6 separate regions of the Mus musculus genome follow, and all the other regions are linked to region 1. Evidence: chromatin loops called from intact Hi-C (ENCODE). Cell type or tissue: left cerebral cortex. All regions are shown on one strand.

Region 1 (5,000 bases):
TTAGAGATTTTCATTTAGAATGCAGATGTAAGCAGTTTTAAAAGGAGTGTATTTTAAGACGAATTATTTGGCTCCAACATAAAATTGAGTATTTTACTTTGCATACTACCTAGCAATTCTGAGAACAGTTTCTTTTTCTTCTTTAATGAATGAATACACCAGACACAATCAAAGGATTATTTCAACTACCGAGTTGCCACTTTCAGGGCAGCATCCAGTGTGCCAGGCAACTTAAAGCCTTGGCACCAGGAGTCTGCAACATGCTTTCAGGGCCGGTGAGTGACGCTGTATGCCACTTTACAGTGCACCGGTCCCCCGTCACCAAGAGGGCGGATCCTCCTCCCGCACACCCGGAATGTGAGACTCTGGGTGTCTGGAGGGTGACACGGGACAGCCGGACAGCCCTGGTGCCCCCGCACGCGCGGCATCGCTTCTCCATGCCCGCCCCAGCACTGCGACCCGCGGGCACCCTAGCAGGCCTGCGGGGCCCGCTCCCAGCAACGGAGCCGGCGATCCGACAAGCTAGCTCCCGGGCTCTGCCCTCGCGATCTCCCGCAGGAGTCCGGCCCCAGTCGGCCAAGGTAGCACAGAGGCGCCCACGCCTTAACCGGTGGTACCCGCGTAGCTCCTTACCGGGTCTGAATCCTCCAGAGCAGCTGAGACAACGAACCAGAGAAGCCCGGCCCCGGATGAGATCGCGGCCATAGAGACCGGAAGTGCACCGTCTCCACGCGTCACTTCCGGCAGGCCAAGCAAGGGAAGCGTGAGGTGTTTGTGGGTCTTAAACTGGGGAAGGTGGCTGGCTTGTGCCAGTTTGTGGGTCGTGTAGTGTTTGTTTGTAAGGGCGCTGCACTGGAGTCCCCGGACACAAAGATAATGAGCGCCCAGTCTGTGCGGTCCCAGAATGTGCAGTCTAGATGACGGAAGGACTCTTGGGAGGAAGGTCTTCCTTACACGGTCCTTTGAATTGGACAATATATTTCAATGAATTTGAAATAGTAGCGAAATAGTGAGAGAGAGAGAGAGAGAGAGAGAGAGAGAGAGAGAGAGATAGACAGAGACAGAGACAGACAGAGACAGACAGAGAGAGGGGGGGGAGAGAGAGAGGGAGAGAGAGAGAGGGAGAGAGAGAGAGAGAGAGAGAGAGAGAGAGAGAGAGAGAGAGAGAGAGAGAGAGAGAGAGAGAAAGAGAGAGAGAGAGAGAGAAAGAGAGAGAGAGAGAGCCGAGGCTCCGCAGTGTCAGCGCACCAAGAGAGTCGCTGAGATGCAAGTCTGAAGAGACCTTCGGAGCACCTATTGCTTCTGAGTGGTACTTCATGATTGCCCTGCCTGGCGTTAATTCACAGTTGGTGGCCGGAGTTCATTTTTCAATAAAATTCTAGTCCTCCGTCCTATTAGTGCTCCCCCGCCCTCCCTCGCTCGGGAAGCCTCCCCCAGGTTTGTTCAGTGAGAAACGGCATGGACGTACACATTTAGTCCTCCATCAGGCTCTGTTTATTTTGCCTCTTAAATATTTGATCCACTGCCTCTTCTCGCCTTTTGTCTCTACTGACTGTCCCGTTCGTTCCTTGTCTCAGCTTTCACTGTGTTGGCCCGAATTTTTGCAGCTCATCTGGGCAGACGTTTTTGCCCAGATGTTTTACACAAGTGAACTTTTGAAAATATAAGTCAGAGCGCCAGATCCAATTGGTGTCTTCCAGACTAAACCCCTTCCATCTTTTCTCAATGTTGAGATGATATTCAAACTCTGGAAGAGCATTTGTTACAATCTCTGTCCTATTTAAGCTCTGTACGAAGGGGCCTTCTCCCATCTTCTTTTTGTTTAGCACCAGGATTTACATACGCTGTTCTGCTTACATAATACTCTGGTTTCTTTAATTATGTTCTGTTTCAAGTCTTCCAAGATTTTATTCTTATCTAAGCCTCTGAAACATCCTCTCCCAGGCCATGCTTTTTGATTCTTTTCACAGAGGATTGTATAATAAGTTTTACTGTATCCTGATTGCCTCTCACATAATTGATCCCCATTCCTTACTACATCCGTTAGCTGGATAAAGAGTTAAAATGGGCCCAGTTTTCCTTAAATGGAAAATCAGTGTCAGAAAAATATTGTGATTTGGTATAGTAAATGCCACAAATATCCCAGAAAGTTTAAAAATACAAAACAAAACAAAAACAAACAATCCTCTAGCTGTTGGGAAATGAACTGCTTAAAAGATGGGTGATGGGAGCCGGGCGTGGTGGCGCACGCCTTTAATCCCAGCACTTGGGAGGCAGGTGGATTTCTGAGTTCGAGGCCAGTCTGGTCTACAAAGTGAGTTCCAGGACAGCCAGGGCTATACAGAGAAACCCAGTCTCGAACCCCCCCCCCCCAAAAAAAAAAGGGTGATGGGCCGGGTGTGGTGGTGGACGCCTTTAATCCCAGCACTCCCAAAGCAGAGGCAGGCAGATCTCTGAGATTGAGGCCAGCCTGGTCTACAAATCGAGTTCCAGGACAAGCAGAGTTATACAGAGAAACCCTGCCTCTAAAAACAAAACAAAACAAAACAAAAAGAAAGGTGTGTGATAATGCCTCTTATAGCTTAGTGACCTCAGCCAGCTGTCTCCAATACTAACATTTTAACTAAGTGTGAAATTTTATTTTCTGTTGATGCCTAGCCTTGAATATAATATATACCACTAGATGGCGCATTCAACAAAAATGGTGTCCTTTTAATGCTAAATTTCCTTGAAGATCTGATTTTTGGAAGTGAGGGAACACTTCTGTTTTGATGATTAGTAGTTGAGTAAACAAATCATATACTAAGTCCTCAGGATTCATGAGGAAGCGTTAGTATTCCTACTAGTAGTAGCTACTATTTACTGAGTACATCTACCCACTATCCTGGGAGGTAGCTATTGCTTTTTCCATTGAACAACGAGGAAATAAGCCCAGAGAGCTAAAGTCACTCAAGGTCACACAGGCAGTAAGAAACAAAATGAAACTTTGAACCAAGAACTCAGTCTGTATTTATGTACTCTTCTGTTTTGAAATACTGCAGAGCATTGTCTGCTTGTAATCACTTAAAATATGCTTTATTGAGTTATCCATGCCAATGTAAGACTTAGGGTGTATATTGCTTATAATTCAAGAGATTATACTTTTATTCTATGTCTCTTTTACTTATTGATATAAATATATCATTTCATGACAAAATGTAAGAAAGATGTTAAGTGAGGAGCTAAGGGTTTCATTATCAAGAGACATGCTTCATTTTTTATATTCATATTCATGCCCTCAGAGATACAATTCCAAGTGTGCTTTATTAGTCTCCTCGCCATCTTTCAATTCTTTAAAAAAAAAAAAAAACCACGATTAATCATCATATAATCATCAGGCAAGGTCTTTAAGTAACATTGCATCTATGCTCAAGGAGCTAAGTAAATGCTGAAGGTGATTTCGGCAGTTTGGAAAAAATGTTGTAAATGGATCGTGAGATGCTCAGTCTCTGTTTAAATCTTTATGTTCTGGGGATTGAAATTCAGCTAGCATGGCAAGTGGTTTGGCCATTGAGCCATCTCCCCAGTCCTGTTCTATTGTCTGAAAATACCAAGGGTTCAAAGTGTATCTCAGTTGTGGAGCACTTGCTCAGTTCACAACGACCACCTCTCCCAACATTTGATCCAAAACCACAGAGAAAACTATGCATTCACATTTTGGTAGATACCACCTAGTCATCTGTTCAAGCTTGTACCGAGGTATTCACTCAGAGGCAATGCACGAGAGCAGCTAGATTCTCATCCTCACCTGAAGAGCACATTTACAAACTCGAGCTGTTGCCAGGCAGCCGAAGGTGAGCATGACCTATAGCTGTATGCAGTGTCTGTTCATTTACTACAAGGGGGGTTGAGCTTGTTGCTGCTTCTGAAAGAAAGATGAAATTTCAAGACCTGTAAGTCATATAAAGTACTCAGAAATTGCTGGTTGTTTGTGAGCCTAGAGGCTGCCTGGGGCTGAGAAAAAAGAAAAACAAACCTGGGTATGCCCCGTAGTTAAAACATTCCTGGGAACATCTTGACCATAAGATAAAGGGGAATGTGAAGACATAACAGGGCTATCTGAACTGAGTCAACAACTCACAGAACTCTGACACCCTGCACGTACATGTAATTTTTCTGCTGATGTTTGAATAAGCCAATAGTGTGTCGCTATGCTGAACTTCACACCCCTAAGCCCCTTACCCCATAAAAACCCTTAGCTTTCGAGCCTCGTGGCCGACATCCGTTATCTCCTGTGTGGGATGCATGTCGGTCCGGAGCTCCGTCATTAAACGACCTCAAGTAATTACATCAGGGTGGTCTATTCATGATTCTTTGGGTGCACGCCGGATTGGGAATTGAGTGGGGGTTTCCCCACTAGGTTCTATCACTTCACAGTTTCTTGTGTTTCCTGTAAGCCAGCAGCTTATATTACTTAACAATTTCTTCCTTCATCTCCCTTTTAAATTAATCTTCAGTTAGCATATCAATGAATGGGTTTCATCGTGGCATTCTCATACACACGCGTTATGCTTAGCATTCACACTATAATTCAAATGCTGTCTTTAAATATCATTGTAGGGAAAAGGTAATACCAGACACTTTAATATTAATATGTAATAATCATCTGTCTAGCTGGCTAGATAGTGAGCATGCAGAACTAATTCATAAAGACAGAATGGACCCAAAATGGAATGGATCCTCTGTGTCTTATTTTAACTATTTAGGCTTTGGTTTTACCCATGATTGTTATATAGCTGGCATTACATTTTTATGGAATGAATATGAAGATGGATAAATACAAAAAGGGAGGTGTTTTCATGTTTGGTAAATGAATGGATTGTAAATCAGAGTGCTTTAAATTAGTTGGATAATATGGTTAAAACAGTAATGACTACAAGATACGGGAAGAAACTCCCCGAATTACGTAGCCCATTCTGATCCCACAATCATTCTTCACTAGTTTTGCCTCATAGACGTAG
Region 2 (5,000 bases), 530 kb after region 1:
CCTTACCTCTCTTTCTTCCTACTTTCAACTACTGACTTTCCCCAAGCTCTAGTGTCTCTCCTGGCAGTAAGCTCACCCACCTCTTCTTCTGACTCTCCCCCATGAATATATCTCCTTCCCTGCATTGCTTGGTTAAAGCCCTATGAGTTTTCCTCACTTGCCAAGATGAGCATTTCCTCTGATCAAGAGTCTCGCCGTGTGCCCGAGTCTGAATCGTTTCATTTTACACACTATGCACCTTTCTCCTCTCTTTCATCCAGTCAAGTCTTCCGTCCTGCAAATGTCCCTATGCAACCCACCTCCTCCACAGCCTGCTGTGACCAGGGTACGTCCATCTCTGTGAACTCAGACAGTCACCATGCTCGGCTCAGGACTCAATGGGAGAGCTAGTAAATACTATTAGTAACGGTTATTATTAGTTTAAGTAATGGTTTTCGTTCCTTTTCTTTTGACTATAAACATAAAACTCTCTAAACTAAAGCAATCTCAAAACTGCTGCTATTTTTTTCTCTCTATACAATTTGACAACCAATGGGATAATGGAATAGGATGCCTGATCCCCTCTGACAGACACGTGAGAAACAGTCTGCCACTATTCAGGAGTGTCTGATTCCGCTGACGATCATCTTTGTCTATTTGTTTTACTCTAAAAATGACACACTATACAAAATGAATGCAACTAGCTTGAGAAATAAATGGGAAGGATTTCATATTCTTAAAAAAGAAAAATCTTAACACAAAATATAAAATCCTTTGGAGACCTCTTGTGGTTAAAGTTAGGAATAAAAAGTTAAATTTTTAAAAACTGTTTTTTAAACTATATTAAATCTGCTATAATTCCAGGCAACTTTTGCATCTTCTCACATAGTAATAATATGTAATATCTTTGTTACCAGTAAAATACCCACCAGTACCTGACAAAAACTGGAGCTTTCACCTTCTCATCTAGTGCAGAAAAAGACGGGGTTACAGTGTGACTCTAGGTCTGAGAGATAAGAAACTACATGTCAGCACTGACACCAGACACCACTAAACTCACAATAAAACTTTCTTATCTGAAAATTGAACGTTACACTGCTGCCTGTAAGCCAACTGAGAACAGAAGTCTGGCAAACTATTCTTCCTGAGCTCTGTGGGTTTTAAAGTGGAGCAACTGTCTCTAATAAGAAAAATTAAGGAACTCACCTCATACGATGAAATAAAGAAAATGTAAATTTAAAATTGAGCACTACACACTTGGGAGGCAGAGGCAGGTGGATTTCTGAGTTCCAGGCCAGCCTGGTCTACAAAGTGAGTCCCAGGACAGCCAGGGCTATACAGAGAAACCCTGTCTTGAAAAACCATAAAAAAAAATAATAATAATAATAATTGAGTACTACAAATAAAATTTTAAAAAGATTTTGGTAAAAATAAAACATAGGTAAAACTACAAAGTGCTCTCAAGATGAGAAAAGATCTTTCAAATTATAAAAATAATAGGATGTTACCAAAAGCACAGGGACTTAATTGGTCCAAATACTTCACTAAAAACAACAAGTAGAAATAGCGAATCAAATATGTTACTTAAAATGTGTTTACTTGCCAGGCGTGGTGGCGCACGCCTTTAATCCCAGCACTTGGGAGGCAGAGGCAGGCGGATCTCTGAGTTCAAAGCCAGCCTGGTCTACAAAGTGAGTTCCAGGACAGCCAGGGCTACACAGAGAAACCCTGTCTGGGGGAAAAAAAAAAAAATGTGTTTACTTTTCTTGCAAGGTCCTTGGCAAGTCTCCAGCTCACCCGTCTCTAGGGCTAGGGTGCTCCCAAGTGTGCACACACAAGAATCAAGGGTCAGCACCAACAGCAGGGTCCTCTGAGGAGCCCTGCGAGCTCCCACCTCCTGCCCCACACTAGGATGATGGGATTCACTGTCACACACAGCTTCCCGCGTGGGTGCTCACAAGCTGAACTCAGATCTGCACACTTGCACAGCGATCGATCATTTGACCCACTGACCCCCTTCCACCTTGAATTAAAATATAATTGTTAAATGTTTTAAAGGAGTTGTAAGATTATTTCTTGAAAAATAAATAAATATCAAGGATCAAAACTAACAAAAGAAACCTAACAGTAGTCGAGAAACTACATCCTAAAAGAAATGTGCAAAGAGAAGAAAAAGAAGGCACAATGTACTCTAATAGATGTTCCAGGAGAGACTAAGGGAGGCGGGTGTGGTGCAGCTGTAACCCCAGCATCCAGGAAGAGGAGGCAGGAAGATCGGGCACCCCTCAGATACACAGGGAGCTGGAGGCCAGCCTGGGCCACATGACAACTTAAATTTAAAAAGAAAACAATATATACATGTATCCTGAACCGCATCCTGCCACCCAAAAAACCAGTAAGCAGGGAGCCGCAATAGTAAAGGGGAAATGGCTACATGTTTGTGGTGGTGTAAATGAGAGGCCTCAGTCTCCAGCACTGGAACACTTGGTCCCCAGTTGGTGGCTGTTTGGGAAGGTGTGTCATGGGAGCAGGTTCTGACATTTCAAGGCCTTGATTCCAGTTCACTGTTTTGTGCTTTGTGTTTCAAGTGTGAGCCCTCAGCCTCCTGCTCTTGCCATCAAGGACTCTAACCCTCTGGAACCATAAGCCCACGTAAATCCTTCTTTCTATAAAGTACCTTGAACAAGGTACTTTATCATGCAACAGAAGAGGAACTAAGACAATTATTTTCCCTGAGTAGTGAGTTTTCTTGGCCAGGCCCTATCCTAGAAACTTTATGCATATTATCTTTACAACTCATCTTTATAGTGAGCACTCTTACTTCCTGTATTTTATACAACAAGGACACAGGAAGACAAGATAGTCTAATTGATTACTCAAAGTCACTAAGGCAAAGAGACAGATTTCCATCCAACCTACGACCTTGTGACGTCTGAAAATCTACCACCTTGTTCTCTATAGACATAAATTAGGTACAGGTTCTCATAGAGACATAGGCTTAATTCTCCACTCTTCATGAGCAAAAGGTACAGAAAGAAAATTGACCAGGAATGGAGGCTTACTTGGTCAGTAAGCGTGAGCAGAATTATAAACCAGGAATGCTAGCTAGAGAAATACACTAAGATGGCCTGAAGTCGTTAGATTCCTGAGTCCCAGTCAGCCAGCATCTCCAGCATGCCAAACCCAGGCTTCTGACCCTCATCTGACGTGAGCACGAGGATGCCATCAGGCAAAGTTCCTTGCCAAACAAATCGCATCGTGTCACTGTCTGCTTCTGCACAGACAGGGTTTGGCTTTCTTCTTGTTTACTTTAACTTTTATTAATTTTTATAAAAATAATTAGAAAACAGAAATCTAACACAATGATTAAAATGACCAAATTCTAGATTAATCTAAATTAATTAAATATACACTTGGTTATGAAGGAAAATAAACAATATTAAAGGCATGAAACACAGTAAATGTTCTTACACTTAGGAATTTCTTTTAAAAGTCTAAGAATTTATTCAACTTTAAGCTCTCCAGCATCAGCACCCCTCATAAATGAACTGTTAGACTTTTAACTGGTCAATGTTGAACACAGAAGAGAATCAAGAACAAAAAAGGGGTTTTCAATTTTCTTACAGTTTTCAACCTATAATAGAAATAATAAAGATTATTCAGATAATCCCTGTAAATGTTCCAAAGAGTTCATGAAGCCCCTGGACCAGTATTATCTATCAATTTAGCAAGCAACCACAATTTGTATAAATGTTTCTAACTTCTGACTCAGAAATTCGGGAAGGAATTCAGAATGCACACAAACGCGTCTGCAGATGCTACCGCACCACCTGAGCAACAAAACTGTAAACACAACCGAAAGCAGCAGACACATCGCGGTCCACTCTACAACAAATGTCAGACACATCATGTTTTTGAAGTGTTTACTGAAATATTAGCAGACAAAAGGAGACAAGCAGTAGTCACTAAAATTTGCTTCAAGATAAGCACCCCAGGGAAAGAAGGGTGTGGCTGACCGGGACTGGCTCCGGCCTGGGGCAGGTAGGCACTGGCGGATGGACTGGTGGTGTCTCACTACACTAATGCTCCCTTAGTCTCTTCTGAAATGTCTACATTCATGTGTCTGAAATTTCCCATGAGAAAACAGGGAATTGTTAAGCTAAATACAGGTACAAAGCTATATTTGCTACATGAACCTAAGTTTACAAATAAAAAAGTAATACTTATAAAGAAATAAAACACCAAAGTGCAGTTACTTCTGTATTTGTGGAACTGGATTTATTTTATCTTTCTTTTTGTAATTCTTAATTCTTCTAAGTAAGTGCATATTAGTGCTATCATCAGAAAAACAAACTGTAAAATCAAGGCCTGACTTTAAATCAGTTTGATTTAGTCAGTGGCTTGTCATCCCTTCCTTCATGTAGATGGCACACAGGCCTACCCATGCTCCCTGCCCTTCTCTCACTCTTCCACAGAGGCACCTGCCTGTAGAGCTAACACGGCATGCATTGAGAATCCAGCAAGGCGTGTCCAGTCTCACACATGCATCTTCTCCTCTACTTGCTTCAAAATAAGTGCTGTGATATAAGGCCTAGTAAATAAAACTCCTCGGTCCCTCCCATGCTGAAGAGAAACTCGCAGCACAGAAATTATACAGACATTTAAAGAAATAAGTTCTAGATTACCTGTAGAATATATTCATAAATCTTTAAACAATATAATTAAGTAATATGATAAATCCCTTTAGAATGACTGTCATTTATAGTCCTATACAGTTTTTTCCTTTTAAAAACTCTATTATTGGAGCCAGGGTAGTGGTGCTCACCTTTAATCTCAGCACTTGGGAGGAAAAGCAGATGAATCTCTGTGAGTCCAAGGCCAGCCTGGTCTACAAAGCAAATTCCAGGACAGCCAGGACTACACAGAGAAGCTCTGACTCGGGGAAAACAAAACAAAAACACTCTGTCATTAGGATATAATTACCATAAGTAATTTCTGTAAGAATAAGCATTGGTTTGGGA
Region 3 (5,000 bases), 66 kb after region 1:
TGAGGGACCTTGGTGCATGGTGGGCTGGATTTAGAATCACCTAGATAGCTCTGAGAAGTGCTGTGGGAACCTGGAAGAGGAAACAAGAAGGAACCAGCAACATAAAAGCATCCGGGCCTATTGTCCAGCATTGTGCTTGGGAGGAGAGATGAAGCCCCAGGACGAAGACAGAGGTAGAAGGATCTCAGGGCAACTCTGTAGTGGCAAAGGAGCCAGGTACAAACAGCCCATAGGGGGAAAGGTCATAGTATGCTGTGTGCTTAGAATATGGGAGATACTGCAGCTGTTGCCTCCACTTTGCTAGACACATGGTCTATGATTCATTCCTAGATATCAAAGAAAAAAGAATCTCATAGGAATGAGTGCACATAATTATGGTTTTGTAACAGCAATACAACACACACACACATACACACACATACAAACACACACATACAAGCATATATATTTGCTTTGTGTGAGCATCAAGAACACTATAGAAGATTATTCGTGAAGCACTAAAGGGTTAGTCCACAGCTATATATTTGGAGGAGTCAAGTCATTCGTTTTCCTCCTAGTGGAACCTGAAAAGCATCACTTAAGCACAAGTACAGTTATGATATAGAAGGAGAATGATAGGCATAAAATCATTTGTGTGGAAATATCCAGGCATCTATTTGCCCATCTGCAAGAACGATCCTGCCCGATGCATGTCTTGACTCGGCTGCCCAAACTAAGCCACCGATGTTGCCCAGGGAAGCTCAGCTGCCTCCTTTCTGTGATAGTGTGGCAAAAAGGAAGGAGCAGGCTGCAGTAGGCACTAAATAAATGGGGACATTTCCCTAACATCTTAGGGTTGATCTTTACTTCCTCCCCAAGTCTACCACCTCAATGATCCCAAATATTTATCTAGCCAGCCTTGGATGCCTCCTTTGAAAGCCTATTTTTTTCAGATTTTTCAAAAATCATCTTAAGTCTTTCATTTAATTGCCAAACTTCCTCCTTTCTTTCTTAATTGAACTCCTACTCCAGCCCAGTGTTGCAAAGGGTTTGACAAGCATCATTAGACTTTGCAAGAATCCTGCCACGCAAGCTTTATTTGGCTGAATGGAAGTCTAGTGGCCGTTTCTAGCTCCAAGTGCCACAGCCTAAAGCCAGATTTGTTACCATTTGTCACATGACCCAGGTTCATGTGACCCCAGCACCTCACCTACAGTCCAGCCTTGGCCAGCAGTCAGAAGAGCACTGCTCTCATAAGTTCAGGACTTAGGTGTGCCCCATGTCACTCCAAGAGCCCAGAAACACTTTTACCACAACCATGCCAAGACACAGGATTGTCACCTTGGATCACGTGACTCCTCCCTGACTCCCAGAACATTTGAAGCGTGTTCTCTTCCCTTCAGGCTTCTACAGAAGTGCCTGGGATTCCAGACATTTCTGTGCACACTCCACTCTGACATTAGGCACTCGGTGTGCCTGCCAAGCCCCGCTAAGGACACTACACTGGCCTTGCCTTTGTTAGAGGCTGCAAGGACTTCATTTCTCTCTCTTCCCATCTTCTCTCCCTCCATATAGGGCTAGATATAAGAGGGAGGATGGGAGAGCGAGGTATTGTCTATAGCTCTTACTAGGAGAGGCTGAGCATCTCTTTCCTTAATGTGGAACAGCTTTTTTACTCTTGGTTTGAAAAACATGCTTTTTTACAGCATCTGGATAAAATTGTGTAGAATTTTGGAACTCTAAGCCAGGAAATATTTATGTGGGGGGCAATGTATAAGAACATAGCCTGACTAAGCCCAAGGTAGTGGGCTCACGTTCATGCCTGCATTTCTTCTCTGCAGCAAAGAAAGAAAGCTACAGCGAGCAGTTTAGGCAGAGTGCTAAGGAGCTGTGATTTTTTTTTCTTTTTTCTGTCCCAGTTGGTGGATTGGATTCCAGATTCCTGATTTTCTCTCTGGCTCTGTAACAACATGAACTAACCCACTCCTGAAGCTTCTGTGCCCTCTGGGTGCCCTGGAGATGGGACGGTGTGTGCCTTTCTGCTGAATCAGAGTTATTTCTGCTCCATCCTTCTGCCTGAGCTTCACCAGGCTAGAAGACAGATGAAAGGCGGAAGTCGTGGGGCACCAATGTCAGCTGCCAAAAGTCACCCCAAACGGAAGGCGTACCTGCTGCTTTCCAGCACCGGAGGATTTCTGAGCAAATTCATGATGCTAGTCTTGTAGGCAAGCAGAAATGGCTGTGGCTTCCTAGTTGTAAGATGGCACACGGGTCCAATTACCTCATGTGACAGGATGCAGGATCAACCTTAATGGGCACCCCTGACCTTCTCTGTCTGACTCAGCAAGTAGGAAGTCATAAGCCAAAGACATAGGGTTCATTTGGGATGGCATGGGATCCTTTCAGAATTATCTTTCAAGAGAAAACATTTCCAAGAGAATAGGAAACTAAGGGCCACCCTGTCCTCTGAACAGCTGTAACAGAGTGGGATGTCATCCTCTCTGATGATGCAGGGGTTCATATGACCTCCAACAGTAACCTTCAGGACTGGCTCTGTGTGGGAGACCTGGCTCAACAGACAAGAGCTCCCAGAATGCCAGACACTGATTCCACATGTGACCTCAAGGAAGACTAGTAGATTTTCCTCTGCTCTATGGCAGAGATGAGAACTCAGGGCCTCTGGGGTTGGACTGAGTCAACCCCAGACTCAGCCCCATTCTACCTCTGACCCCACCATACCTCCTTATTCCAAATCCCAACCCCTGCTTCCTGGCTTTGCCTCTGCTACTTTTTTTTTTTTTTTAAAGAGAGGCTTCCCTGGTCCCCTGTCCATGCTCTGACACTGTGATTTTACCAGGAAGCTGTGCATAGCTTAGCCCACAGACATGACTGGCTCCATGCATAGATAGGGGCTTTGAAAAAGGTGCCTCTCAGTGTGAGCAGCAGGCAAGGCCTCAGCAGCCAACAATGTCTGGTCTTCCTGCCACCCCTGATGTCATTTTCTCCACGAAAGGACAGAATAGAAGGACACAGATGGGAGAGGAAGTGACAGATGTCCACTGGGAGAGCAGCCTCCTGGGAAGTCTACAGTTAATCTAACAGCACGTTGTCCTGACTGCCCAGCTAGCACTGTGCTGGTCATAGAACCTGGCTGTGCTTTTGGAAGGTTCAGAGGACAGCAGTGAGGGTAAAGGGTGCTTTGGTTTGTTGGGCTAGTGTCACTTTTCATACATTCAAAGCAGAGCTTCCAAAGGCATGGACTTCACATACAAGGGCAGGGTGACAATGACAATCCTCCAAGAGCCAAGCAACTAAGTAAGCCATATGAAGCTTATTTTTCATTTTCCTTCTAAAGATGGAGCTTTACGTAGTTCACTTTCAGTATATTAACTCTTTCAGGACTGAATCTCTGGCAGTAGCATTAGCCAGTTAAGAGGAATCCAGGCCACTAGTAACCAATTTTGCTCTTTTGGAGAGCCTCAAATCAACATAAATTTTCTAGCTAATTCATGCCAAGTCATTAGGCATCTCTTTTGATGCAACTGAGGAAAAACACTACCAGACACGAGTGGATTGGTCTCTGCAAATTATTAGAGAATGAAATGTAACATCTAAACTTATCACTTACCCCACGTTTTGGGTCAAAATCCCACATTTAGATTTTTTTTCCACAGAATTTTCTTTTCTTTTCTTTTCTTTCCGAGACAGGGTTTCTCTGTGTAGCCCTGGCTGTCCTGGAACTCTCTCTGTAGACCAGGCTGGCCTTGAACTCAGAAATCTGCCTGCCTCTGCATCCCAAGTGCTGGACTAAAGGCGAGCTCCACCACTGCCCAGCTCCACAGAATTTCTTAATTTACTATGAAACAGAGGCACTGTGAGCTAAGGTTCTGGGTTCGCTGGTTGAGCTGCCAGTGCTCATGCCCAGGGAAAAACGTGATTCCAGGCAAGGGCAACCCTCTTGCCACATCACGTTCCCATTTCTATCTGGCCCACCGTTTCTTATTAAGCGTTGCCTACATGGTTGTGGGTCCCATGTGCTAAGGCTCACCATGGTTGGTTCTAGTACTGTCCTTTAGAAAGACCATGCATTTGGAGCATCTGACTGACCTTGAAGCTGGAGGAGTCTGTCGTATCCAGATCCTGCTGCGTGCACACAGCCAAGAAGTGTAACAGGAGCCTGTGGGGCTCAGCTTAGAAAAGGCTACTTTGCTGGGCGGGACTGGAGTCCTTTTCAACCAATCCCTCATGAGACCTCCACCCCACAGACTCCCCCAGCTGTGTCCTTGAAGGCCAGCCTCTGACTCTTCTGCTATTGGGCCAGGTGTCCTTTCTAGAACCTGCCATTTCTATGAAACATTTGCCTCTCCCTGAACGGGCAGACCTTTGACTTGGCTTGCCAGTCTGGTCTGCAGACAGTTGTTACTCTGAGAGGGAGTTCCTCCCTGCAGCTCACCTGGTTGGGGCCAGTCCTAGCTTAGGGTACAAGGGTCAGCAAAGGAAACTACCTGCTAGGAAAACACTTCTCTCGGAGGGGAAAGGCTGGCCCTGGAGAATAAAGGCTAAGAGGAAGTCTCAGGTGATCTATTTCCAGCTGTTAGAAGCAAACAGGAAGGCCTCCTTACAACTTGTTGTCTGGGACTTGGGTTCAGGGACAATCAATGATCGTCACTATCACGTTCAAGATCAGGATATCTGAAACAGAGACTAGATTCTCTCACCTTCTATTCACACCAGTTTATATGACCACCGCACAGCCTAGCAGACCGTATCCCTGCTAAAAATAGCTTCCTAGGGCATCTGCTAAGTAAAGGTTCCTATGAATAGCAACAAACCACCCGGGTTCTGGACAGCAGCCCTGCCATTTCAAAGGAGCTTGCCTCTGCTTCTCCTGGCCATCACGTACTCAGCTTCCGCAGCCATATCAGCGTCACTAGCTCAAACCTCTCTCTCCCTTCTTAGCGTACAGCCAGACCCAGAGAGTTGTTGGATAGAGGGATAGGGGACAAGAATCGTGGTCCCTA
Region 4 (5,000 bases), 350 kb before region 1:
ACGGTGCCTCCCAGGGAGAGACAGAGGTTCGCTCAGTCCTTGAGCCAGAAGGTCGAGGGTTCAGAGCGGGCGTCCCCGGCCTGCTGGCCCTCCGGGAACGGGATTGGGGCGACACCCCAGACAGGAGGGATGAGATCAACCGCGGGTACGGACCCGGGGTGCCTGGCCGGAGAGGAGCGGGAGAGGAGGTTGGCGGGACCCCGGCGCCGGGTCCGCGGGTCCGCCTGTGGACTCGCCGGGCGCCCCGAAGTCTGGGGCCGCCGCGACTCCCGTTCCGCAGTCGCTGCCAGGCACTCCAGGCCGCACTTTCCCCTCCTCCCCGCGCCTTCTCTCCAGTGAGGAGCCGGGCGCGGGCGGCGCGGGGGGCGGGGCGGCGGCGGAGGGAACAGCCAGTTGTTTAAAATCCTTCTAGAGCAGTTTCTAATTCCCCCCTAGCGCCCGGGTTCGGAGGGGGAGGGGGGAAGGAGAGCGGGAGGGGGAGCGCGGCGGAGAGGGAAGGAGGGAGGGAGGGAGGGAGCGGGAGAGGGAGGGAGGGAGGGAGGAGACTGCCGCTTAGGCCGAGCCGCCGCCGCGCGCTCCGGCAGGCCGGAGGGAGGGGAGGCCTGTCAGTCTCGCGCGTTGCCAGGGCGAGGAGGGCGGAGCTCTGGCGTGGGGCGGCCAATGGTGGGGGTGGCTGCGTGGGTCGCCATGGGGACGGGGCTGTTCCCGGGGAGGCTGTGATGGGTTGACAGGTGCGTGACAGTGGGAGCTGCTCTCGGCACAAGCATGTACGGCAAAGGCAAGAGTAACAGCAGCGCCGTCCCGTCCGACAGCCAGGCCCGGGAGAAGTGAGTGTCTCCGCGCCGCAGCCACCTCCGCCTTCGCACGCGCGCACACTCGCGCACGCACTCGCACTCTCCGGGAACCGCAGCCACACGGCCGCCCCGCCGCGGGGGAGCCGGGGGTGGGCTGCAGGGGGAGGCGCGGGGCGGGGGCGCGCGGCTCCGGGGAGCGGCCGCCTGCCTCCACGGGGGAGCCCCCCGGGTGGGTGGCCGCGGGCAGCGGGCGGCGGGAGGGACGCGCGTGGCGGGGGGACGGCGGCGGCGGGGATGGAAACTTGTTTGGGTGGTTGAGGGGAACCACCCGCGGCTTCACCTCCTCGCAAAGTAACTTTGGAGCTGTGGTCCAGGACGGCCGGGCCGCGGCGCGCGGCGGGCCTGGGGGGCGCGGGCTGCGGGGCGGCCGGGGTCCGGCGGGGCCGCGGCGGGGGCCCGCGAGCGTGGAGAGGGGAGAGGACGGCGGGCCGGGCGGGCGGAAGCGGGGCCCCGCGGGGCGCGGAGGGCAAGTGCGGGCGTGGGCCGGGCGGGCGGGCGGGCGCAGAGACGCGGGTCCGCGGGTTCTCCCGGCGCAGGCCGAGCTGGCTGGCGGGCGGGTCCGGGGCGGCGGGGGAAGTTTGGGAGTGGGAGCGCCGAGTTCCCGGAGGGAGAGTGTGTGCTGGCCCGCGCGGGGTCGGTCGCGAGAGCTTGGCGCTCCTGCCTCCCGCCGCACACCGGCTCGGCGGCGGCCCCAGAACTTTTTGAGACTTGCGGTGTCCCCGGGGGTTGGTGGCCGCGGGCGCGGAGGGCAGGTCCCGTGGGCCGTGGCGGCGCCGCGAGGAGGGCTGCCCGCGGTGTGGACCCGACGCGGGTCGGCGTGGGGGCTGCGGCAGAGATGCTGGGCACAAGCCGCTCCGCTGGGTCGTGGGGGATACAGGTGGTAACTTCGGTGGGAACCCGGAGGACGTTGGGGAGCCGAGGTGCCACGGTCGCGGCACGCTGCGGAGCAGGCTAGTTGGCTGCTATTCTTGTGTACTTGTAACGGCGATTTGGTTGTTACTAAAATGAGAGCGAATAGTGACTCTGACACCGAGGAAGAACCCTCCCCCCCCCCCTTTTTCCTATGTGCAGATGTTCAGACTGATTCCCTGTACTGGGTCTGCTGGGGGCGGGGGGGGGGCGTCAAGCTTATCCTTGTCATTGAACATACTGTCTTGCTGAGGGGACTCAGGCTGGGGGAGAGCAAGTCCTTCTCAGAGGTACTCTGGGTCTCTTGCATACAAAAACAGCTTGGTAAATAAAAAAATCCAAATGTGTAGGCTACGGAGTTTACCCCCCTTGCTTAGGCAGTTAGTCATACCCTTGAAAGTTTGTTGTGCCCCAGGGAGGGGAACATGTTCTAATCTTTGTGTTGGCAGCAATACACACACAATTCCCATAGGGTTTAGAGGTGGCAGGCCCTGATGTAGGAAAACAAAACACAACAACAACAACAACAACAACAACATTAATGGAGAGATGTTTTTGATTCCTTCACCCCTGGTATTTTAAAGATCTTGCTGTGACAAGGAATATAAAAAACATACAGTGTTTATTGCCTGGTTAAGAAACTGTAGTTACTGGACTTGGAGTTCTAAAATATTACTGTGTGCTTATTAATCATTTGGCTGTAATATATCTGATAAAAACATCTGGAGGAGGATGCTTTAATGTTTATAAAATACCCGAATTTCACAGTTTGAGGAGTGAAAGGAATTGTATGTGATTCATTGAAAACAGAATCTTGTTGGGGGTTGACTGAATTTGGTATTAATTTGGGTTTTAGCTGGACTCCCATGAATAGCTGATATTCAGCCTAGTCGATTCCTTGGTCTCATGACTTTAAAAAAACAAAAATAAAATTGATTTTCAGTGCAGAGACGACAAGGGAGTTAGATTTGGTATGTTTTGGTCCTTTCCAGCTCTAATTCTGATTCTGTCACAAAAACAAGTAATTGCCACTTTACTCTCATCTGCCAAACTGAACACCAAGGAACATCATTCTTAGGAGCAAAGCGACGAGGGCTCGGCTAGATGGTGCTGTTTGATTTAAATATCTTTCTTCCATTTACTACAATTGGCAGTCGAGTTCTTAACTCGTTTTGCCTTGTGGACTAGACAGGTGAAGAAGCCACTTGAGTTGACAGTGGCTGTCTGAGTTTATTGTTTCTGCGTTAATTTCTAGCAGATCTAAGACAAACATTGAAGAACACCCTATTTTTATAGAATCAATGTCATGGGAGAGTTGATGTGATCACTGTTGTTTCTGTTTACTGATATCAGTATATTGATTGCAGAAGATGGGAAACTTAAAGTTGCCATTAAACGTATGGGGACGGATTTTTGTTTTTAATTTTGAAGGAAGCAGATTTGAAGAGTTAGCCAAGATAAATAATTCTCTAGTAAGCAACTTAAGACCGTTCCAGTCTTAAAAGTCACAATTAGTTTATATTTTAGTAATAAGTATGAGTATATCTTTATAAAACAGTTTTGCAGAATGAGTTGTGAGTAATGGCAAAGACGGAGTGAACATACTAGCTTTATAATCAAGAGTGTGTTTTCTCACACAGCTTCACAAAGGGAAAGCTGGCAGTCACTTACCTGAATTTAAGTCTTTGCTTTGTCTTGCAATAAGAAGTTACTATATAAAGTATTTGAAATTAATCCATGGCTTGTATAATTTATAAAATTTTGTTTTGTAATTCTGAACATAAAAATTGGCTAGGGTCAGGTTAATTGTGTGTTTTGTTGTTTTACAAAATAAACAGGTTAAGCCTACTCAGAGGTTTGCAAAAGGTTTAATTAGGGAGAGTGATTGAACAACCCTGGAGGAAGGTGGGCTGTTCGCATAGAAATTTTAATTCTGATCCTGATAGATTATTGCCACTGGCTTTAGTACTTCCCTTATAGCACTGACCACGATAATCAGTGTTTCTTTTGAGTAGGGAACAATACTTTTTATTTCTCTCTTAAGGTGGTTTTTTGTTTTTGTTTTTTTGTTTTTGTTTCTTTTACATTAAGAACCCTGTCTTCTAATACTGGAAGTTGCAGTTTCTTGGTGATGGATATGCCAGACTCAAAGGAATCTTTGCAGTGTGAAAAGTTCTCATTGTAAGGACATTCAAGGTTGAGTTCTATATTCTTTAGCATGGTTTTATTTAAAAAAAAAAAAAAATCCTGAACAGGAATCCAGAGAAGAACTGTTGTGTTTGCCACAGTGTATGCCAACTCTGTGTGGAGAGGTTCATCATGTTTATTTTCTCTTTATTCATATTTCTTCTTGTTCTCCCAATAATTCTGATAGGTGGCTTTTTTCCTTCTCCCTTTATGTAACAAGACAGATTCCCTGTCTGATTAAGTAACTACCCAGGGATAAGATGCTAGAAAGTAGGAGAGCTGTGCTTTCAACCAAGGTTTCTCCAGCTTTTGCACTTGTCATTGAAACTGAAAGATACAGTTTCAATGACCAGGTTACCTTCTCTATCTAGGATAGAGTGTCACCGATTTAGGAAACAGTATTACATAATCAGATATAACAGCATCAGGATTTTGTCAGCTGTGTAATCTTGACCAAGCTGCATCCTTGGGCTTATAACTTTCCATGTTGGCAGGTTGCAAGTATGTATGTGGTGTGGAAGAAGGCAGAGAAAATATTTAGAGATGGAAGTTAGAATCCTAAAATAAAGAAGAATCCTTGTCTCTTGAGACTTTCCATTTTGTTTGATCACTGACAATTTCAAATTAAGTATAATAGTTGTGAGCAGTTTATGAAATATGTTTAAGCCACACCACTAAAGAACTAGTGATAAGCCAATACATACTGATACATTTATTTATTTATTTATCTGGGTCTCGTGTGGCCCAGACAAGCCTGAAACTCCCAATGAAGCAAGGATGCCCTTCAACTTTCACCCTCCTGCCTGCCTCTAGCTCAGTGCTGGAATTATGGGCGTGTATCACCACACCCATTTTTATGTGGTGCTGGGCAGGCTCAGTACCAACCGAGCTACAGCCTCAGCTTCTCATTTGTTAACATTCTGTTAGGATACTGAAGAAGAATTTGCTAGGAATTGAAGATGGGCATGAGAGACACATGGTAAACAGTAACTTTTATCAAGGAGTTATTGAACATAGAAATTAAACTGTAACATGGGGCACGGAAAGGTA
Region 5 (5,000 bases), 540 kb after region 1:
CAAATGGCCTTACTGTTTGTAGATGGGGCCAACTGTCTACAATTAAATAGAAAGTATATCTCATGGGGGAAACATTCATTTCAGCCTCCCCCACTCTCACAGTCTTGCTAACTCCCCGAGAGAAGAGCTTACTGGCTAAGCAAATGTCAGGTTAGCACAGTTGTGTGGTATGAATAATGTATTAAACGGTACACGGAAGACCCTGATGCTTTAGGAATGTTTGTTAACGCTGGTCACTGACTGTAGATATTGACAAAGCACAAAGAGTGGTTATAAGGGAGTCTAATACTCCTGAGGGGCACAGTCTTAGACCTGTAAGTGGATAAATCTGCTCAAGAGTGGGCAGAATGCAAAATTAGTACTGCTACAGCTCCTAAATCACACTGACCGGAAGACGGGGTGGACATATCTCTGTATTACTTTAGTTTGCTGTCCTGCACCGGCCACTTAATTGTCTCCCTTAACTCTCCATCCCTCAGAATCTAATTAGCCACGTAACCGCTCCCATTAGACCACACGTTAGAGGACATCTCTGGAGCCCTTTGCTAGCCATGCGCATGCTGGGTAAAGCATTTTGTCGTGCTATCAGGTCCCTGTCCCCCTGAACGCCCATCACTGCCACCATTTTCAATGGCACATAGTCTGAACAATCTGAACCACCCACCAGCACAGAGGGCCAAGTAACCAGAAAAGAAAACCGCAACTAATTACTTGATGGGTACTGTTGTGAGGGAAATGCTTTCCTAGTAAGGTCCCTGGGAGCACTTCCAAATCCTCATGACGTACCGCTCACGACAACGTTGGCACACGAGGTACCACGAACACCCACCACTCACTCTCACCTTCCAAGGACTTACCACGATACCAACGGAAAGGTTCCCCTTCTTTTTGTCTTTAATGTTCTCCTTTTCTTCGTAGATACACAGAAGATAGTTGGTAGATGTATCTGTCATTACCTCATCGATATTTACAGAATCATCCAGCCTGATGAGAGGATTCACATGTAGTAATGATTAAAGAAAAATCCCATGCTGCTTCATGCCCACTAAGTGATAAAGGGTTATTTCCTCACGCAGCATTCTTCCAAGGACAGTCACAGTTGCATGGCGTCTCTTCGCTGAACTATAACAGGTACAAGGACAGGTAACTATTATCTTCTCAATTCCAAAGGGGCTAGAGGTGCACCTGCAACCATGTGGGAGCCCAAAAATGAACCCATTTTGCTGGGTCGACCGTGGCACTTGACTCCTTAACAACCCAGCAATGCTACACAAAGCAAAGGACACACACTCAAAGAGCATACATAAATGCCCGTCTCTAAAGTGCCTAGGACTCTAGAAACATCAAGAGAATTTTAACATATTAAACAGAGGCATACATTTACATATAGGAGTGTGCATGCTCAGACACGTAAAAAATGAATCCCATTAACCAAAATTCTCAAGGGTAAAAGCTTATGCTGGACAAAATCATCCTGTTTTCTCCATGCAGTCCCACTGGGGAAGCCAACCACTCGTAAGGGTAGCATGCCCCATGCCCAGCAGCAGACGGCCAACAAGACAAACGCAACCACATCTTTGGAAGTAGCAATTTGTTTATCTTAATTTTACAGTCTTTTGAGTATATAAGCAATAAAGCTTCCAGCTGGGTTTTTGTGGGATTCCTGTGTGAGCTATTGGTGTGCGCCTCTGCGTCTGTATGTGTTTCTGTTGCTTCTTCTCTGGGAGTTTTTGTTGTTTAGTTTTGTCCTATTCTAATTTTTTTGTCTTTGCTTTATCATTTGTAGTTGATTTTATTATAATTTATTAGATGCCTGTTTCCTTTCTAAAAGAAACAGAAAAGATGTGGATTTGAAATCTATTTTTAATAAAAGAAAAAATTAAAAAAAGAGAGACTTGACTTACTATCTAGTAAATCTTTTTAATTGCACCTTGTTCTTATCTTCTAAATAAATATTTCACTTCATAAAATAATGGGTCCAGTATGTTGCCCAGACAAGGATAATCCCAACCAGAAAGGCTTAAGAAGAAATTCAAGACCAGCCTGTAATACACAGTGAGACTGTATCTCAGAACAAAAAACTAAGAATCTTATTATTATGCTTTTGAAGTTACTTTGCTTCAACTAACAAAAAGAATTTATGAGCAATGATAAACTTTGGTATAATGATTGTACACACTGAAGCCTGCAAGAGAAAATTTCAACCAACTACCCATTTCAATAATTTGTTTATGACGTCAATTAATGAAGACAATCTCACATTTAATTGTGTCTTAATTTCGCCTCTGGAGTTGTTTTCACATGAAGTCAGGAAGTTCCTTTCAGGTCTCATGTTAGCAAGCTTCTGCGGAGCCAGCAAAGCCCTGGACACCTAACACGCCCCCACAAGGGGATGGTTGATTGCTCTCATTTCTTTTTCTTGCTATTAAAGTACAATGTACTCTGCTCTCACTGTGACAATGGACACATACCCGCCCTCTCCTCGGTGACACACCCACCACAGAGGAGTGCCTGAACAACTCAGCAAGCACACTGTCATTAGAGAAAAGGAAAAACTGTTCAGTTAAATTTGTCATTTTAAAGCAAATCCCCCCCTACAACAAGAAAGAGGAAGCTTCTATCCTAAAAGGATATCTTCACCAATAAGTGTGGATTTCGTATAAAGAGCGGTCAATTTCCGGGAGAAGACAGAACTTTTATTGTCTCCGATGGCCTTTAATGCGGCAGTTTCAGTTTGCTTCACAACTCCCACCTTCAACAAAAATAAGACACACTTACTGCCAAATCCAGTGAACCACTGTTTTTTTTTAACAAAGTTTCAAACTGTTAAAATGTTCTTTCTGAAGCAATGAAAATAAGGAAACATCCTCCATGTCCAGATGTAGAGCAGAAAGAACCCCAAGCAACTGGCAAGTAGATAAAGGAAGAAACACACTGCAGTGGCGGACACTCCAGGGCTGGCACGGTAGAGCACGCCTATGTGCCCAGCGCTTGGAGGACTGTGAGTGAGTATGAGTTCAAGCCCATCCTGGGCTTTACAACTTAGACTCTGGTTCAGAAAAAAAAAAAGAAAAAGAAAGAAAGAAATACAGACACAATGCTAATAACTATAATGCATATTAATTTCCCATAATCCCAAGATCTAAGGCTAATACCACTTCATAAGACATGATTTCACTCTCTAGAAGAGAATCCCAATTCCGTTCCCACAAATCAAAGCCAAAGCTAACCTTGTACCCTTTGGCCACAAGTCGGCGGACATGCACGAACAGTCTGTGGGTAGGTATGCTTGCAGTCATAAAGTTGTGGTCTAAGTGGCAATAAATATTGAGTTCCCGGGCAGCAATCTAAAAAGTGTAGATACAAGGCATGTCAATAATGTCTATTCAAGGCTTCCTGTCCAAGGTTTGTTCATTTTTTAAACAGTTCATCATGTCGCATACATGTAGGCTCTGACATTTATTTCTCTAAATACATAATCATCATAAAATGTTTAAAAGATATCCCCTGTATAACACATATGGTTTCATCTACTTTGGGCACCTCCAACAGGGTGACTTCAGAGCCAACATCTGTATATCTAAATCCCAAAAACACAACTGTTCTTCTTCAATATCCTCATAATACACAAATGTTTCCAAAGCCTTAAAATGTTCAGTCTTCCCTCTAGTAAGAGCCTGAGAGTATAATGGAACAAGACATTGTTATGTAAATTGACCAGCTAAATACCTGACAAGTAGAAGCCACTACAGGGCTTCTTAGGTGGTGTGTCCATTTATACAGAGGAAACACGCCTTTCCGATGCTACAGAGCATCTTGTCTCAGTTAGGGGTCACACGACTATGATGAAACACTATTGACCAAAGAAAGCTGTGGAGGAAAGAGCTAATTTGCCCTTTACTTCCATATCATAGTCCATCACTGAAGAAAGTCAAGGCAGAAACTTGTGAGGAACCGCCCTCACATTCGCCATTATAAGATGGCGCTGACAGCTGTGTTCTAAGTAGTAAACATAATCTGCACACGTGCAGGGGCAGTTTTCCCGCCATGTGTTCTGCCTTTCTCGTGATGACAACTGGGCCGATGGGCTGCAGCCAATCAGGGAGTAATACGTCCTAGGCGGAGGATAATTCTCCTTAAAAGGGACGGGGTTTTGCCATTCTTTTTCTTGCTCTTGCTTTCTTGTTCTTGTTCTTTTTCTTGCTTTCTTGCTCTCTCTTGCTCTCTTGCTCTCTGGCTCCTGAAGATGTAAGCAATAAAGCTTTTGCCACAGAAGATTCCGGTTTGCTGCGTTCTTCCTGGCCGGTCGCGAGAACGCGTGTAAGAGAAACTCATACAAAGCAGGAACCTGGTAGCAAGGAAGACTGCACTGAGGCATGCTGTTCACTGGCTTGCTCATTGTGGCTTTCTCAGCCTGCTTTCTTCTACACCCAGGACCACCTGAGCTAGGCCCTCCTCCATTAATTACAAAATTAATTACAAAAAATTGGGGAGGTGGCATTTAAGATAGGGTTTCTCTGTGTAGCCCTAGCTACCTGGAACTCACTCTGTAGACCAGGCTGGCTTCAAACTCAAAGATTTGCCTGCCTCTGCCTCCTGAGTACTGCCCAGCTAAAAATTTCATAATTAAATTAATTAATAAAATGCCCTATAAGCTTGATACAGACTGATCTTATGGAGGCACTTTCTCAATTGAGGCGCCCTCCTCTCTGAAGATTTCAGCTGTGTCAAGTTGACATACAGTGAGCCAGCAAACACACACACACACACACACACACAGACACACAGCACACATATACACACAGGTTACATAAATAAAATATTTTAAGACAGAAAATAAGATCTATTAAAAGAGTCTATGGCTACATAAGAAAAGTATCAGTTAGTGCTTGGAAACACAACTTGTAAGCAGACCTAGTCGTGAACACCTTTAATCTCAGAACTTGGGGGTGTCGAGGCTGAGCAGGATCAGAAGTTCAAAGCCAATGCAGGGAGCATCG
Region 6 (5,000 bases), 73 kb after region 1:
TATCGTTACACGACATGAGCTGCCTGGGCAGGCTGGGTTCTCTGTGGCTTGAAGCAGCAGTCAGACATCGGCTGGGGATGCGACTTGAACAGATTTGAGAGCCAGAAACTGACTGGGAGAAGCAGATCCTTTATGTGTTTTTGGAGGACCCTACCTTCCAATTCTCTGCTTAGTAATTTAGTCTGAAAAGTGGGTTCTTCTAGGTGTTCTTTGTACTTGAACTGTAGAAGTAAAAGAATGTATACATATGGGAGCTGATTGACGTGAAGGGCATTGTCCACAGTGGGAAAGGGCAGAAATGAAGAAATCATGAGGCTTTTGAGTACGGAAGAAAGGCGAAGTTTAATTTGCATGTTGGCATAACCTATGCCTCACTTGGCAAGTGCTCGGCCACAACACAAATCTCTCCTTAGAGTTACAAATGACAGCAGATGTGCAAAGTAGCCAGATACACACAATGTGTTTCACTGACTATCACATGTGTTAGCACACAAAAGCACACACATACATACAAATAATAAGTACATTTACTTCCTCTGCAAAAGAGAGCTGCTGAGAATGGCAGTTACCTCACAACTGTACAGCACTTTAAAGTTTACATTCTGACCCCTTCGGTCATCAGGACAGTCCAGTGAGGTAGACAGCACGGGAATTATGATTAATCCCATTTTGCAGATGAGAAAAGTGAGACTTGGAGGTGTAAACACTGGCCTATGCTTTTCGGTGGGCAGTGCAGAGCTGGGCTGAGACTCATGTCTGGCCCAGTGCTGCTTCACCGCCAACTTTCTGGTTCAAACTAAAATGTGTAGAGACAGCGGTTCAACACTGTGAAGTAGGGTGAGTGTTTGCCTTGAGCAGACCAGATCAAGGACAGTCAATGGTCATCTTAATGCCATGCCCCGAAATGGAGCATCAGTGGAAATGGAAACCCTGCTAGGTCACTCATCTATGTGTCTGCACCCACAACAAAAGGTCCCTCTCTATTTTTGTTCTGTCCTGCTTTAAGATACCAGTGGCCTCTGAAAGGACACCCATTACTTTCCACCAACTAGAGCCTTATTTCCAGGAATCATGTAGTGGTGCATGTAAAAACATCACTAGACTTACAATCTTATTTCTCACAGAAATGAAAATGAATTCCGTTCATGGATCTCTTCCTTCTGTGGACAGTAGCCTGGCTAAAAACCATATAGTACATTATCTTTTATGCTGTTTCCCGACCATTGTAAGAATGATAACCCTTGCGGTTTAAATTTCAAAGAAACATATTTAAAACAAGAGATATTTTTGTAGGGGGATGACATTAAAGTTGAAAAGAAAAGCTAAATAAAACCTTTTTTATCTTTTTTTTTTGAATGTGAAAACTGACAGATTTCGGAATGGCCACTGAATTGCATTACTCTTTAGGTAAGATATGATGTCTGCTGACCCACGGTTTTGCCTCACCTAACATGAAAGAAAGGGGACAGCCCTTTGTCACATTAAACAGCTCACAGTGGAGGTTTCTCTTCCAGATGACCCGGCATCCATGATTTTCATGTTTATATGTAGTCCTTTGAGATGCACAAACAGCAAAGGAGACTTTGTGTTAGGGACACTCTATTATTTCCACAGTAGTTTAACAATCTCCTCTTTAAATTCCTCTGTTAAATTGCTAAAGAAAACTGACAGCATTGTGCTTCAAGCCTGAGACATGTGATGGAGGGCTTCAGTAAGAGATTTGTTTCTGTAGCAAGAGTAGAGATATCTTAGGCACCCCGAGGTCCTCATAGCCATGCCACTGACTAGCAAGATGATGTGTTCATTTGAAAGCATGAAAACAGGTTGATTTCCTGTTAGTTTTTCAGTACACGTGTTCGCTACTTCATATTTAGAAGCTGGTCTCCCAAGTGCTCTAACAAATGCATCTGCTAACGGAGGGTGCTGGCAGACAGACATGCATTACACACAATACACAGCACAGACATACGATACATGCATGCATCGTATCCACAAGGACATAGAAAGCTTCAAAGGACAGACACTTCCAACAATCACAAGAAAAACCACAAACTGCTCTGGTGAATTTTAAATGTGACCAAGTTGAGGTGTTTTGTTTCTAAATGTGCATTCCTGCCTTGGATAATCCACACATGATCTGGTTCTCTTTAGCTCTAACAAGCTGTAAGAAATTCCGAGTAAAGCATTGGCAGTACCCACAGATGACCACTGGGGGCGTTTCCAACATTCTGGGAACAAGCTCCATAGAAAAGCTGCATTTCAACAGGGGAGGAGCATGAGAAATTACGTTTATCTGTTTGTTTGTTTGTCCCCCCCCCCCCAAGAATGGCTGTATTGGCCTCTGGAACACAACATTGGAGAAATAGGATCCCAAACTCCCAAGCAAAGTGCACACAGAGTCATCCTCTGAAGGACAGGGACAGGGTGGAGTGGAGGCAGGGTGGGGTTGGAGTCAATGTGGGTACTCCTTCCCTAGTGGTATTTTTTCGTGAAATTGGTATGCTGTGGTCCTCACAAGAATGCTAATAACCTTTACTCCTTTTCTGTAAGATCTTGTTTGGCCTGTGAACACCAAGAAACAAGTCACAAGGTATGCACAGCTAGGATCCAGCATCCTATGTTTTCATCATGCATCACGATGCAGCAATCTCTTATTTGAAACCGAAGAGAACAAACAAGCAACTCGGGAAATAAATAAACAAAATGGGAAAAAGCATCCATAAGTGCCCCTGTGGGACTTAGTACTACACTGTTGGCTAATACGAACCAGCGAAAAGACGTCTGGAGTGGAATTCATATAATATAAATATTTTTCTCTCAGTTTATATTTCTCTATGCAGTTATATACAAGGATGACCACTACTGTGCAGGAAATGTACCTTCCCTAGTTCTATGGTACATTACCAATGGTAGCTCTGAAGCCAGCAAGTAGAAAGCACTAGCTCGTTGTTAGCTCTACCACATAATTAAAGTGCAAGGGAAGAGGGGAAATGACCAGGCAGGTCAGTCTTCATGGTCAGCATCAATAAGTATCATGCTTGTAAGAGAAAATGCCAGGTCTACTAGGCTCAGGTAAAAGTAACCCCCGCTGCCATTGCTGCCTTCTTTTAAAGCAGTGTCTCCTTGAGGCTAGGAGAGGGCGGTGATCAAGGAGAGCCTCGTCCCTTTAACAACAGACCATTGTGAGGAGGCTGAGCCCACTTTTCCAGGCTTGGGTGAAAGGCACACACCCCCTGCTCCCCCGCCCCAGATTTGGTTTTCTGCTGTAAGAGCTGTGGTGTGCTCGGAGCCATTACCCCTGCACTTACAGTATTCTTACGCAAAATGATCTCAAACCCATTTTAAACAAAGATGGCTGAGACAGGAGAAAAGGCTGTTTACCAACAGCACATGCAAGAAAAGCCTCACCAAAGAAAATCCCCACAGAATGCTCGCTTTAAAGTACAGCCAATGCTCAATGCTCATAATGAGCCCAAACAGGTTTGCACATCAGAAAATGTTTCTGGAGTACATTGGGGGAAAGGAAACAAGTGAGGCCAGCGAAGGTGACTCTTAGGCCTACATTTCCCCTTGGTTAAAGTCATTTCTCTTCACAGTATATTACATGGGCATGCACTTTACTGAAACCTCCACACTTGGCTTCTTGGGGCCACCAATGTCTCGATGAAGCCCCCACTCAAGTCTGTGGGACACTGGATACTTATAGTTAAGGAAGTGCTACCCACAGATACACTTGGTTTTTAATCTTTCATGGCCTGTCCCATTGCCCAAAGGCTAAAAACAGCTGTTTTTAGAGTACATCACTCCTCCCAGGCAAGGAGAACACACTGAGAACCACACCCATGCTGCGTACTGAAACTGCTTCTGTGCTGGGCTGAGAAAGAAAGCTTCAGGCTGGCCATGATGCTTGGCATAAAGGAACTGTAACAGAAGCGATTAAGAGGACTGGTAGAGGTGAGCCCAGGCTAGCAGAGTGACAAAGAAACATTGCAGGTGTTCTCTGTGGTACCTTGTCCTTGAGTTCTAACAGAACACGAGGAGGTTTACCTTCATTCCACTTCATTACAATTGTTACCAGCATCTCTATATTACATTCCATATACAAATTGTGCCATCAGCTTCCCTAAGCTTCAAAGTTTACACCTTCCCACCCCAGCCTGGGGTATCTGTCTTTGGTCCATGGAGCTGGGTTTCACTGTTGCTGGAGACAGATTTACAGTTCAGTTCCATCTTTGGTGGTGAAAGGAGGCAGGTGTTGTCCCTCTGGGTCCCCCCACCCCAACCCCCACCGCCATGTGTGACCCGCTTTCCACAGAATTCCAATGGCCTCAGGAACAAGGCCAAATCTTCAAGCAGGGAGTCGAGGTTCAATTTTGAGTGACAGCTCATAGAGTGAATCTTCGTCTATGACAAGGGCTTTGTCAAGCAGGTATTGTATGACCTGAAAAAAAAAAAGGGGAAAGAGAGAGACAGAGACCTTAGCTGACACTCCTCCCAGAAGATCAACTATACATTTTTTGAATTCATCTGACATAACTCAACATTTTCCCTGAGACACTTATGCAAAACAAAAATTAATGAACATATTATTATAAAAGTAGTCCTTTCCTAACCTCTGGTCCCAGTCAGTGTCCTTAAGAGCACATGTGATCTCAAATGTGTTACTGTGTGTTTATATGCATTACACATAATTAGTACTTACAGTATTAATTTTAAACTTGCAGTGGTAAACATTGGGTTTGGCTTTCTTTATAACACAGGCACGTGGGGCTCTCGTGGCTTACAGCTTTGAGAGTGCAGCCTAGCAGCAGCTGTCATAATGGCATACTGATACATACAGAGTTGCATTTTACAACAACACAGTCAGGGTGAAACCGTGTCGGCTTGCTTCATGCTGTTCATGTGTGCATGGGACAGATACCAGAAATAAGGAAATGAAAGGGCACTGGAAATGAAGATGTAAGGATGTGAGGGAGTTCTATGAAAACATATCTTTTTGT

The links. A loop is a pair of places that touch in the nucleus more often than their neighbours do. Peaks named below come from ENCODE experiments on the same cell type or tissue, not always from the same donor. Only the 100,000 strongest peaks of a DNase experiment are listed, where the experiment ranks them.
Region 2: a loop joins it to region 1, with 20 times the contacts of the local background. A loop is called at or near these places in 11 of 42 quality-filtered maps.
Region 3: a loop joins it to region 1, with 2.2 times the contacts of the local background. A loop is called at or near these places in 8 of 42 quality-filtered maps.
Region 4: it touches region 1 in a loop (4-fold over the local background); 6 of 42 quality-filtered maps call a loop at or near these places.
Region 5: a loop joins it to region 1, with 4 times the contacts of the local background. A loop is called at or near these places in 12 of 42 quality-filtered maps.
Region 6: it touches region 1 in a loop (2.3-fold over the local background); 7 of 42 quality-filtered maps call a loop at or near these places.

The regions. Positions count from the first base shown.
Region 1 is chr13:91,806,977-91,811,976 of GRCm38, forward strand. It overlaps Zcchc9 (zinc finger, CCHC domain containing 9), which reads right to left and starts at 720. Exons shown (of 6, transcript NM_145453.2): 1 at 634-720. In left cerebral cortex, CTCF peaks have their summits at 266 and 2,682 (motif pointing right); DNase peaks (open chromatin) are centred at 332, 703, 1,505 and 2,777; H3K4me3 peaks cover 1,652 bases; H3K27ac peaks cover 1,930 bases.
Region 2 is chr13:92,337,213-92,342,212 of GRCm38, forward strand. The region is part of intron 8 of Msh3 (mutS homolog 3); the gene reads right to left. Among named protein-coding and RNA genes, the nearest start is that of Dhfr, 15 kb to the right of the region's middle. In left cerebral cortex, a CTCF peak has its summit at 774 (motif pointing left); DNase peaks (open chromatin) are centred at 76 and 554; H3K27ac peaks cover 543 bases.
Region 3 is chr13:91,872,736-91,877,735 of GRCm38, forward strand. It overlaps Ckmt2 (creatine kinase, mitochondrial 2), which reads right to left and starts at 4,150. Exons shown (of 10, transcript NM_198415.3): 1 at 4,087-4,150. In left cerebral cortex, no CTCF peak of the experiment used is centred here; DNase peaks (open chromatin) are centred at 1,994 and 4,827; H3K27ac peaks cover 1,786 bases.
Region 4 is chr13:91,460,422-91,465,421 of GRCm38, forward strand. It overlaps Ssbp2 (single-stranded DNA binding protein 2), which reads left to right and starts at 676. Exons shown (of 17, transcript NM_024272.4): 1 at 676-827. The coding sequence starts at 766. In left cerebral cortex, a CTCF peak has its summit at 2,853; DNase peaks (open chromatin) are centred at 408, 640, 1,797, 2,056 and 1 more place; H3K4me3 peaks cover 2,871 bases; H3K27ac peaks cover 1,207 bases.
Region 5 is chr13:92,344,099-92,349,098 of GRCm38, forward strand. Msh3 (mutS homolog 3) reads right to left here. Exons shown (of 24, transcript NM_010829.2): 5 at 3,231-3,347; 6 at 2,635-2,752; 7 at 858-1,003. Among named protein-coding and RNA genes, the nearest start is that of Dhfr, 8.2 kb to the right of the region's middle. In left cerebral cortex, no CTCF peak of the experiment used is centred here; a DNase peak (open chromatin) is centred at 2,851.
Region 6 is chr13:91,880,084-91,885,083 of GRCm38, forward strand. Rasgrf2 (RAS protein-specific guanine nucleotide-releasing factor 2) reads right to left here. Exons shown (of 28, transcript NM_009027.4): 28 at 324-4,441. The coding sequence ends at 4,349. Among named protein-coding and RNA genes, the nearest start is that of Ckmt2, 5.7 kb to the left of the region's middle. In left cerebral cortex, a CTCF peak has its summit at 2,201; a DNase peak (open chromatin) is centred at 2,197.